Linked DNA regions of Homo sapiens: region 1 is linked to region 2. A link is a loop called in an ENCODE intact Hi-C map of the cell type or tissue named here. Cell type or tissue: heart right ventricle. All regions are shown on one strand. Links, peaks and the distances in the headings refer to the core of each region. The heading gives the core; the rest is flanking DNA.

Evidence for each region. A loop is a pair of places that touch in the nucleus more often than their neighbours do. Peaks named below come from ENCODE experiments on the same cell type or tissue, not always from the same donor. Only the 100,000 strongest peaks of a DNase experiment are listed, where the experiment ranks them.
Region 1: a loop joins it to region 2, with 2.7 times the contacts of the local background. A loop is called at or near these places in 21 of 110 quality-filtered maps.

What each region holds. Positions count from the first base shown.
Region 1 is chr9:2,555,694-2,562,957 of GRCh38, forward strand. The region is part of intron 1 of VLDLR-AS1 (VLDLR antisense RNA 1); the gene reads right to left. Among named protein-coding and RNA genes, the nearest start is that of VLDLR, 62 kb to the right of the region's middle. In heart right ventricle, for the core only: no CTCF peak of the experiment used is centred there; DNase peaks (open chromatin) are centred at 3,958 and 4,603; H3K27ac peaks cover 2,500 bases.
Region 2 is chr9:2,496,239-2,501,384 of GRCh38, forward strand. It overlaps a transcript of LOC101930053 not described here. Among named protein-coding and RNA genes, the nearest start is that of VLDLR, 120 kb to the right of the region's middle. In heart right ventricle, for the core only: no CTCF peak of the experiment used is centred there; no DNase peak of the experiment used is centred there; H3K27ac peaks cover 1,762 bases.

The DNA.
Region 1 (7,264 bases), core at 2,757-5,256, 62 kb after region 2:
AAAACAAGCAATGGGGAAAGAATTTCCTATTCAATAAATGGTGCTGGAAGAACTGGCTTAGCCATTAGCAGAAAATTGAAACTGGACCCTTTCCTTACACCACATAAAAAAATTAACCCAAGATGGATTAAAGACTTAAATATAAAACCTAAAACTATAAAAACCCTGGAAGACAACCTAGGCAATACCATCCAGGACATGGGCATGAGCAAATATTTCATGATAACACCAACAGCAATTGCAACAAAAGCAAAAATTGACAAATGGAATCTAATTAAACTAAAGAGCTTCTGCACAGCAAATGAAACTATCAATAGAGGAAACAGATAACCTACAGAATGGGAAAAAATTTTTGCAAACTATGTGTTGGGGTGATCAGACCCAACACCAGGTCGTGGGGGCGGCGAAGTCTGGTGGAGTCAAAGGATTGAGAAAAAGACAGTTTGAGAAGTAAAGTGGGACCAAAGGGCCATCGTGATTGTGGAGGCTGTGAAGGCCCTGAGCTCTGGGAGCCCACCCTATTTATTGGTAATCCAACAAAGAAACAGGTGGTGAGAATGTGGGGGTCAAAAGGGCGTGTTGCATTAAGCACATGATTTAGCATGTGACGGTTTAGCATTTGCTCTGCTACTTGAGATAATGGAGAGGAGGTTCTTTTAACTAAAGATACAATTGATCCCAGGAGAGCAAGGGGCAAGGAGCCAGCAAGTCTAGACACATTCCAGAGCCACAAGCCCTGGATTCTATCCAAGCCACAAGGGATTTTATGCCCTGGGCTTAGATTATGGTGAGTCAGGGTAGCCTTCCACCCTTTAGCACAGAGCTTGGTGTTCCAAAGGCCACAAGGTGTTTTAGACCCTGGACCCCGGACATGTTCCAAGACTCTTTTACATTATGTCAGACATGCAAGCCCTGCCTCAGCTTCTCCCAACACTCAGCTTTTCCCAACAACTATGCATCTGACAAAGGTCTAATATCCTGCATCTATAAGGAACTTAAACAAATTTATAAGAAAAAACAACCCCATTAAAAAGTAGGCAAAGAACATAGACACTTTTCAAAAAGAAGACATGCATACAGCAGCAAGCATATGAAAAGAAGCTCAGCATCACTGATCATTAGAGAAATGCAAATTGAAACCACAATGAGATACTATCACACACAAATCAGAATGGCTATTATTAAAAAGTCCAAAAATAATAGATGCTGGTGAGGTTGTAGAGAAATAGGAATGCTTTTCCACTCTTGGTGGTAATGTAAATTAGTTCAACCATTGTGAAAGAGTAGCGATTCCTCAAAGACCTAAAGACAGAAATATCATCTGACCCAGCAATCCCATCACTGGGTATATACCCAAAGGAATATAAATCATTCTATTATAAAGACATATGCATATGTATGTTCATTGCATTACTATTCACAATAACAAAGAAATAGAATCAACCCAAATGCCCATTAATGATAGACTGGATAAAGAAAATGTGGTACATATACCTCATGGAATACTATGCAGCCATAAAAAAGAATGAGATCATGTCCTTTGCAGGGGACATGGATGGAGCTGGAGGCATTATTCCTTAGCAAACTAACAGAGGAACAGAAAACCAAATATCGCATGTTGTCACTTATAAGTGGGAGCTGCGCAATGAGAACACAGGGACACATAGAGGGAAACAACATACACTGGGGCCTATCAGACGTGGGAATGGAGGAAAGAGGGGATCAGGAAAAATAACTAATGGATACTAGGTTCAATACCTGGTGATGAAATAATCTGTTCAACAACCAACCATGACACATGGTTACCTATGTAATAGACCTGTACATCCTGCACATGTATCCAGAACTTAAAAGTTTAAAAATAAAATTATTTCCTTTGTGTTGACTTTAGATCGCCTGATGACTATACACCTTGGTGTTATCTTTTTGCAATGAATCTCTCAGAAGTTCTTTGAGCTTCTTGTATTTGGATGTATAAATCTCTAGCAAAACAAGGAAAGTTTTCTTCAATTGTTCCCTCAGATAGGTTTTCCAAATTTTTGCTTTTTCTTTCCCTTCATGAACGCTAATTATTCTTAGGTTTGGCCATTTTACATAATTCCATATTTTTTGGAAACTTTGTTCATTTCTTTTTTTTGTTTATTTTTGTCTGATTGGTTTAATTCAAAAGCCTTGTCTTCAAGCTCTGAAATTCTCTCTTCTACTTGGTCTAGTCTGCTGTTAACACTTTCCACTGCATTTTGTAATTCTTTAAAGGTGTCTTTCATTTCCAGAAATTTTGATTGGTATTTCTTTAAAATATCTATCTCTTTAGAAAATTTTTTCATTCACATCCTGAATTGTTTTTTAAATTTCTTTATGTTGGTTTTTACCTTTCTCTTGCATTTTCTTGAGTAACTTAACAATCAACCTTTTGATTTCTTTATCTGGTATTTCAAATATTTCATCTTGGAAAAAACTCACTTTAAATATAAAGATGCATGTAAATTAAAAGTAAATGGATGAAGAAAGATATAACATGCTTACACTAATCAAAAGAAAGTGAGATTCACTATATCAATTTCAGACAGAGCAGACTTTAGAGCAAAGAAAATTATTAGGGATAAAAAATGTATTACATAATGATAAAGGAGTAAATTCACCAAAAAAACATAATAATCCTTATATGTATGTACCTAACAACAGAGTGTCAAAATATGTGCGGCAAAAACTGATAGAGCTGTAAGGAGAAATAGATTCATCCACTATTGTAGTTAAAGACTTCAACACTCTTGTATCAGGAATGAACAGATCTAGCAGGCAGAAAATCAGTAAGGGTATAGCTGAACTCAACGATACCATCAATTAAATGGAAATAATGGGCATCTATGGAATACTTTATCCAGTACAGCAGAATGTACACTCCCGCCAATCTCACATGGAAAATTCACGAAGATAGACCACAAAGGAAGAAAGGCTATTACAAGGAAGAAAAGATAGTCTTTCAATAAGTTGTGCTATAACAACTGGACATCCACATGCAAAACAAAACAATACAAAACAAAACTAGAAACAGACCTTACTCCCATCAGAAAAATTAACGTGAATAGGTTATAAACTTAAATGTAAAACTATAAAATCTTTAGAAGATAACATAGGAGAAAATCTAGACAACATTGGTTTTTTAGATGAGTTTTTAGATACAACACCAAAGGCGTGAACTGTGAAGGAAATAATTAATAAGCTAGACTTCATTAAAACTATAACTTGCTGCTCTATGAAGGACATTGTCAAGAAAATGAAATGGCAAGACACAGACTGGGAGAAAATATTTGAAAAGACAAATGTGATAAAGAACTATTATCTGAAATATACAAAAAACTCTTAAAACTCAACCATAAGAAAATAAACAACCTAACTAAAAAATTGTCTAGAGAGGTAGAGCAAGATCTACAAATAGAAGGCTCCACCAATTGACCTCTAAAGGAACACAAAATTTAACAACAATCTCCACAAAAAAAGCACCTTCATAAGAACAAAATCAGGTGAGCAATCACAGTACCTGGCTTGAACTTCATATCATTGAAAGAGGCACTGAAGAGGATAGGAAAGACAGTCTTGAACTGCCAATGCCACCCCTCCCACACCCCCTGGCAGCAGCCGTGTAGCACAAAAAGAGAATATGTGTGTTGGAGGAGGGAGAGCACAGTAATTTAGGGAATTTACATTGGAATTCAGTGCTGCCCTGTTACAGTGGGAAGCAACACTGGGAAGAACTCAGCTGACGTCCACAGAGGGAACGTTTAGACCACCCCTAGCTAGAAAAAAATTGTCCATCTCAATGGTCAAAACTCAAGTTCCAGCAAGCCTCACCATCGCAGGCTAAAGTGTTCTGGGGTCCTAAATAACAGTGAAATGCAGTCTAGGCCACAAGAACAGCAACTCCTAGGCAAATCCTAATGCTGTGCTGGGCTCAGAGCCAGTGGACTTGGGAAGCATGTGACTAAGTGCAATACCATCTGGGGCAGCCAAGAAAGTGTCTGTGCTATCTCTCCCTCAACCCTGCACAGTGCAGCTTGCAGCCTCTGAAAGAGACTCTTTCCTTCTGTTTGTGGGGAGGAGAGGGAAGAATAAAGAAGACTTTGTCTTACAGCTTGGATACCAGCTCAGCCACAATAGAATAGGGCACTGCCCAGAGTCCTGAGGCACCCATTCCAGGCCCTAGCTCTAAGATGACATTTCTAGACATATCCTGGGCCAGAAGGGAATCTGTTGCGTTGAGGGGAGGGACACAATCCTGATTGGATTCATCACCTGCTGACTACAGAGCCCATGGGCCCTGAATAATCAGCAGCAGTAGCCAGGCAGTACCTGCCATGGGTCTAGTGTTTAACTCTAAGATGGACCAGTTGTGGTGGCTACAAGGAGAGCCTCCTTCTGATAGAGAAAAGCAGAAGAAAGAGTAAAGGGGACTTTGTCTTGCAGCCTAGGTACCAGCTTGGCCACAGAAGGTACCAAGCAGGATCTTAGGGTCCCTGAGGCTAAGGGACATCCTTGGCCTTGGCTCTTAGACAGAATTTCTGACCTGCTCTGGGCCAAAGGGAAGCCCCCTTCCCTGAAGGAAGAGTCCCAGGAGTGGCAGCATTCACCACAAGCCAACTGAAGGGCTCCTGAGCCTTGAGTAAACATTGACAGTAGCCAGGCAGTGCTTCCCATGTGTCTGGAGCAGTGGTGGCCATGGGGACAGACTCCTCTGTTTGTGGAAAGGGTAGATAAAAGTGGGAAGGACTTTTTCTTGTTGCTTGGGTGACAGCTTAGCTGCAGTAGAACAGAGCACCAGCTAGATTCCTAAGGTTTCTGATTCCAGGCCCTGCTCCCAAATGGCACCTCTGGACCTACCTAGGACCAAGGGGAACTCATCACCCTGAAGGGAAGAACAAAAGCCTGGCTGGCTTTGCCACCTGCTGATCGTAGAGCCCTAAGGTCTTGAGTGAACATAGGCAGTAGCCATGTAGTGGTTATAGTGAGCCTTGGGTGAGACTAGTGCTGTGCTGGCTTCAGGTCTGCCTCAGTACAGTCCTAGTGGTCGTCATAAGGATGATTGTGTCACCCCTCCCCCAGCTCCAGGCAGCTCTGCACAGAAAGAGAGAAAGACTCTGTTTGGGAGAAAGTAAGAGAAGAGAGTAAGAGTCTCTGCCTGGTAATCCAGAGAATTCTTCTGGATCCTATCGAAGACCACCACGGCAGTACCTCTACAAGGCTGCAAGAGCCACAGCGTTACTGGACGCGTGGTGCACCCCCAATGCAGACATGGCTGCGGTGGCCAAAAACATAGATAACAATACCCAAGTCCCTTTGAATATCTGAAAAGCCTTCTCCAGAAGGATGGGTATAAAAAAAGCCAAGACTGCAAAGACTACAATAAATACCTAACTCTCCAATGCCCAGACACCAGCAAACATCTATAAACATCAAGACCATCCAGGAAAACATGATCTCACCAAATGAACTAAATAAGACACCAGGGACCAATCCTGGAGAGCCAAATATGTGACCTTTCAGACAGATAATTCAAAATAGCTGTGTTGAGGATCACAGACAAGGATTTCAGTATGCTATCGGATAAATTTAACAGAGACTGAAATAATTAAAAAGAATCAGACATTCTGAAGCTGAAAAATGCAATTGATATACTGAAGAATGCATGAGAGTCTCTTGGTAGCAGAAATTACCAAGCAGAAGAAAGAATTAGTGAGCTTGAAGACAGACTATTTGAAAATACAGAGGAGACAAAAGAAAAAAGAATAAAAAAACAATGAAGCAGGCCTACAAAATCTAGAAAGTAGCATCAAAAGGGCAAATCTAAGAGTTACTGGCCTTAAAAGGGAGGTAGAGAGTGAGATATGGGTAAAAAGTTCATTCAGAGATAATAACAAAAAACTTCCCAAAACTAGAGAAAGATATCAATATTCAAGTACAGGAAGGTTATAGAACACTAAGCAGATTTAACCCAAAAAAGATTACCTTAAGTCATTTAATAATCAAACTTCCAAAGGTCAAGGACAAAGAAAGGATCCTAAAAGCAGCAAGAGAAGAGAAACAAATAACATACAATGGACCTCCAATATGGCTGGCAGCAGACTTTTCAGTGGAAACCTTACAGGCCAGGAGAGAGTAGCATGACATATTTTAAGTGCTGAAGGAAAAAAAAGTTCTATGTTACCCTAGAATAGTTTATCCAGCAAAAATACCTTTCCATCATGAAGGAGAAATAAAGACTTTCCCAGACAAAAAAAAAACCTCAGGGATTCCATCAACACCAGACCTGTCCCACAAGAAATGCTAAGGGGAGTTCTTCCGTCAGAAAGCAAAGGATGTTAACAAGCAATAGGAAATCACCTGAAGATACAGAATCACTGGTATTAGTAAGTGCAGAATAAAACACAGAATATTCTAGCACTGTAATTGTGGTGTGCGAACTACTCATGTCTTAAGTAAAAAGACTAAAAGATGAAATGATAAAATAGAATTACAACAACTTTTCAAGACATAGGCAATACAATAAAACATAAATTGAAACAACAAAAAGTTAAAAAGCAGAAGGACGAAGTTAAAGCATAGGTTTTTTAAAATTAATTTTCTCTTTGCTTGTTTGTTAGTTTGTTTATGCAGTCATTGGGGCCTACTTGAGGGTGGAGGGTGGGAGGTAGCTGAGGACAGAAAAACTGCCTATCAGGTACTATGCTTATTATCTTGGTGACAACATACCATGTACACCAAACCCCCATGACATGCAATTTATCCATAGAACCAACTTGCACATGTACCCCTAAAACTAAATTAAATTAAATTAAACTAAAATAGAGATAGCATATGATCCAACAATCCCACTGCTATGTATATATCCAAAAGAAAGGAAATCAATATATTAAAGAGCTATTTGCAGTCCTATGTTTATTGCAGCACTACTCACAATAGCCAAGACTTGGAAGCGAGCTCAGTGTCCATCAACAGATGAATGGATTTAAAAAATGTGGCACATATACACAATGGAGTGCTATTCAGCCATAAAAAAATCATGAGATCCTATCATTTGCAACAACATAGATGGAACTTGAGGTCATTATGTAAAGTGAAAAAAGCCAGGCACAGAAAGACAAACTTTGCATGTCCCCACTTATTTGTGGGAGCTTAAAATTAAAACAATTGAACTCATGGAGATAGAGAATAGAATGATGGTTACCAGAGGCTGTGAAGGGTAGTGACGGGGGGTACTGGGGTTGGT
Region 2 (5,146 bases), core at 287-2,786:
CCATGAGATGAGCATGGGTAGCCTCCCCAGGCCCTGTGCAGTGGGAACCCACTAACAGTTCATTCTCGGTCTCCAGCAGGCCATGCTCATTTCTGCCTTGGCCGTTCCCTCCTGAAATATTTGGTCCTCAGCCTTGCACAGCTGGCTCCCTTCTGCAACTCAAGTTTCATTTCAAATATCACTTTCTTAGGCCTTCCATGGTCACAGCCTCCCCAACCCTCTATCACACACCCTGTTTTGTTTTTCTTATAGACCTTTTCAATTTCTGAAGTGATCCCATTCGTTTTTCGTGTTTATTTTCTATTTTCTCTTTTAGAATGTGAGCTCAGTTAGAACCAAGACCCTCTCTGTCTTCACCAATCAATCCTCAGCACCTAGAAAAATGTCAAGCAGATAATGCAGAGTCAATAAATATCAGTAGAATTAGTTAGTTAATTCTATCTAGGACAGGTGTGCAGTGGCATGAACAGGGTTTCTCTCTATGCTCTAAAGCAGTGGTGAGATTTCAAGACTCCAGGGTGGCTTGGTAGATACTTTTGAATATCTAACCGTTGTAGGTGCCATCCCCTGTTCTTCTATCCCATTAAAGATCTGAGAATCATTCTCTGAGCCATAGGAGTTGGCTCCTGGCACCCGTTTTTACTATATAATTTTCTCACTTAGGAATGTTTTTGGTTGCAGGTAAAGGCAACAATAACAACAACCTATTAAAGTACACTGTGATGTCAACAAATAGGTTTTCATTTTTCTCAAATAAGAACAAATCAGGAGGGATGCTGTCCAGTGTCAGTGCAGCAATTCAACCATACAGAGACCTTGGCTCTTTCTCCTTTGCACCCTCTATTCTTAGCACACAGCTTTCCTCTCATACTTGTCACATCATGGTTACAAGATGGCTGCTGAATCACCAGGCATCATGCCTGCATTCCAGAGAAGGAGAAAAGCAGAAGGAGACAGAGCCATGCTTGGTAAATCTGTTGTTCCTTTTTATAGGAAAGACAAAAGCTTTCCCAGAATCATATCCAACTAACTTCTATTTATAACTGCTACATTAGAATTGGGTCACAATGCCACTGTCAACCAATTACTGACAAAGAAAAATGGGATTACTATGACTGGTTTAGACTATCACAATTCATCCTCTGGGACTGCAGTGGGAATTTATCTTCCCTGAGATCAAGCTGTTGTCACACTCTTCTGAACAAATTGGGATTCTAACAGAAAAAATGAGAGAGACATGGCCATTAGCTATGCTATAGCTAAATGAACTAGAGTGGGGATTTGACCAATAATTGGGCCTATACAATTCTCTTTGCCAAGAATTACAGCTGAGACACAGACACAGAGAAAAAGGCAGATCCCCTGCACCATTGTGTTTCTGAACTTTGAGATGTGGTTGCTTAAATTCTTTAAACTTTATCAGATGCTTAAGTATTTTACTACCCTAAAAGTGTCTTCTTTTCCCAAAGCAAGTTCAAGGTGGTTTCTGTTGTTTAAAACCAAAGGGTCTTTGTTATAGGAGCATCTAACTACAAACATTCTGTGTGGCCCAATCAGGCTGTGCTGCAGGGTTTATATAGGGTGTCAGGCAGTCATTCACACCTCCCTCAGGAACAGCAGGGTCCTTTGCACCAAACCTTCTCCTCCTGAGGTGACCGGAACATTGTAGACATTATGTCATCAGCCCGACAACATGCTCCTTTTCCCTTTCACCTTCAGACAGCATTTGCTGAGGTCCCAAGTGAACAGAGAGGCCTTTGGACACTAAAGGCCTGTGTTGCACAGAGGGATGGAGGTTGTACAACAGCATCCACACTAACTAGTGGAGCGCTGGGACTGCTGAGATGTCACATCACAAGTCCATGATAAAGGCCAAAAACACACCGTACCTTGTGATCATTAGGCCAGTGCTCTATTTCTTTTCTAAACCACCTGATTATCTAGGTCAAACACAAATACATTCACACAGTCATCCACACCCCCTCACACAGTCATCCACACCCCCACAATGAGGAAAGACTGTAATGTGAAAAGCCTGCCCAGCCCAGCTTAGGATTCCCTTCCTGCTAATAGCCACAAGGAATATTTTGGGGCCGATTATAAGGATTATCACTCACCTGTTCTATAAGGATATCTCCATAGATCTCTTGCTCTGTCATCTCTGAACCTGATCTAAATTATTTGTTAATGTATATGTTTCCCTGACTTACGCAAATTTTAGACAGGGTTTCTCAAAATGTGTTGCTTGCAACTTACGGGTTTTATATGAACAAATGGTTCTGTCAGATAACTTTTGGAAACTCCTGGTTAAAGAAAGTTAAATGGCTTTTTCATTGCCAGACATTGCAAAGCTGTCAATATGCTAACATGCGTGATGAATATCTAAGAAAGGGATGCAGTACGTGGCATTTTCCAAATTTGTCTAATCACTTAATGAAAGTTTTTTTCTTGACATATATGAAAGGCTGATGATCTAAGAGGTGAGCATTGGGAGACACTGCTGGTGGGGAGGAGTGCAGGGGTACATCCTAAAACCTCCTACCTCTAAGTACCAAGAGACATATTCTGTGACTTGGTTTAGTAGGTAAGGCCCAAACTTAGGTGTTCCCTAGTAAATACTGCTAGACAGTTAGAACTGCCACTTAGCACACAGCACCTGAGTCCTGCATTACACCTGCTATACTGGGCAGAAGCACATTGCTGTATGGGAGGAGTATACTGTGTTCTTGGACTAATCACGTTATTTCTCTCAGCATTAGGTTCCCCTCCTTGAAAATAAGCATTTTAGGCCATGTGAGAATGGGAAGAATGAAGTCATTATTGAAGAGTTTAATACCCTATTAGTTTTCTTCTGTTCCAACCTTTAATCCAAGCAATTTTGGTTGATGTGAGGGTGATAGGCCACATTGGCTTCAGTGACCTGACATGAATTAAAAACTTATTTGTCTTGTCTAGACCCATTTTCCTGAAAAGACCACTTGGTACAACATAAAAATATCCTGCCTACCTACATGCAAACATATCCCTAAATATCCGGCACTGATTCCGTTGCCTCCTAAACTTTATATGCTTCAAGCATCCCTGAACTGACAACATGATTTCAGGAGAATTAAATGCCTGGATTGACAATGGTTCTGCCAAAGCTTCATCTGTAGGACATCCAGAAAGAAAACCTCCTTTCCCTGGTAGGCTATTTTTCAGAGGTAGAGAAAGTCAAGTCAAAGAAGAGAATAACTGAGCAAACTCATTTATCATCACAATTTAATAATATAAACTGCAGTTCATAAAATAAGTCTGAGAGAATTTTGTGTCTAACTCTAAAAGTTCAACATTAACAGCCATGTGATCATAAAAAAAAATCATTGTTTATCTTTATCCCCAAGAGGAGTATGTTCAGGTTATATTAATAAGGATCATAACTTCTCTAAATTTACTTTGGCCTTATATTCCCCTAAATGGAATCATTTGAAGTGTCTGAGAAAAGTTCAGGTTTTAACCACATCCCTGTCTCTTAGTTCTGTGAAAGAGGGAATGGTCTCTGTAGCAACGGGAACAAGAATATTAAAAGGCACAGTAGTGTAATAGGAAAAAAATGAACAAGAGCATCAGAGGACCAAGATTCTAGTCAGTTTTCAGACAGTCGATGTGCTTAGGGGTTGGACTGTGTCCACCAAACAATTCATATGTTGAAGTCCTAACCCTCAGTACCTCAGAATGTGATCTTTAGAAAAGAGGGTCTTTACAGGGGCAATCAAGTTAAAATAAGGTCATTAGAGTAAGCCCTAATCCAGTATGACTGGTGTCCTTATAAGAAGAGGAAATTTGAATACAAACATGCAAAGAGGGAGGATAATGTGAAGAGACACAGGGAGAAGATGGCCATCTACAAGCCAAAGAGAGAGCTCTGGAACACATCCTTTCCTTACAGCCATAGAAGGAACCAATCCTGCCAACCCTTTGACTTGTGGATGCTCCATCTCCAGAACTGTGAGACAGTAAAGTCCTGTTGTTTAAGCCACCCAGTTTGTGATACTTTGTTATGGCTACCCTGACAGATTAATACAGCTGTTTTCCTGGGTAAGTCTTTTAATATCTCAGGGTCTCAGTCTCCTCATCTATAGCATTAGGGGGTAGATGGCCTTTGAAATTGCTTTTATCTATAAAGGTTAGTGATCAATGATGCAGGTAGCCTCTCTCCAATTCTCTTGAGATGTACACAAGTACCATCTTCTGAGACAAGCTTTCTGTCTTATCTATGGATCAACGGATTATAGATGGGTTGAAACCAGCTTTGATTATCCCATCTGGCCACCCTAATTTATAATTCAGTAATGACTTTAATAGGCAAAATAAGGAGGAAAGGAGGCTCGCAGTTACAAACTGTGAGCTACAAACTCACAGTTCATCTCTTTTCACAAGGAATTCATCATCTGGAAAAACTTACTTCTAACAGATTCTAATGGAGGTATTAGGGTGGGGCTCAGGCAAAAAGATCAATAACAAATGTAAATTTTATGATGTTGTTCTCCATGGCGGAACCTCTGCCAAGCAAACAATAAAAGCACACACTTTGTGCTCTCTTCACAACCCATTTCTGGACTCTCTGTCACTCAAATGTTTATCATGAAAGAAAATGTGTTTCAGGCACAACTATTAAACTTCTGAGTGTTACTATCCTGTTCCATCTCAGCAATAAAACAGTTAATAACAAGGACTTTTTGCAACATTTATCAACCTCTCATCCGCATGTATCATCTTGGTAAAATCCCAAACTATTAATGCTTCTTCAAAGCCTGGAATATAGTATTAATGTCAGAATCATAATGGGTAAGAGGAACATTTTGGCAACAGAAATTGTAATTCTAAATGCTGTAAAACAGAACTAATGTTCTAGCTCCCCTTCTCTGTACCTCATTGAATATATACTTTCCTGCCAAAGGAAATAGGGAGATAAGCATCCTACTCTATAATAGAATTTTATCATTGCAAACCAGGGTCACCTTCTTAAGTAGCTGAACAGCTGGCTTAGCATCAAGTATACTAAAGCAAAACTCAACATACTTTGCAAACATATATCCACCATTTACATGGAAACTGCTTGTATCAGTCAGGATCCCAGTGAGACAGAACACTCATATTAGGATAA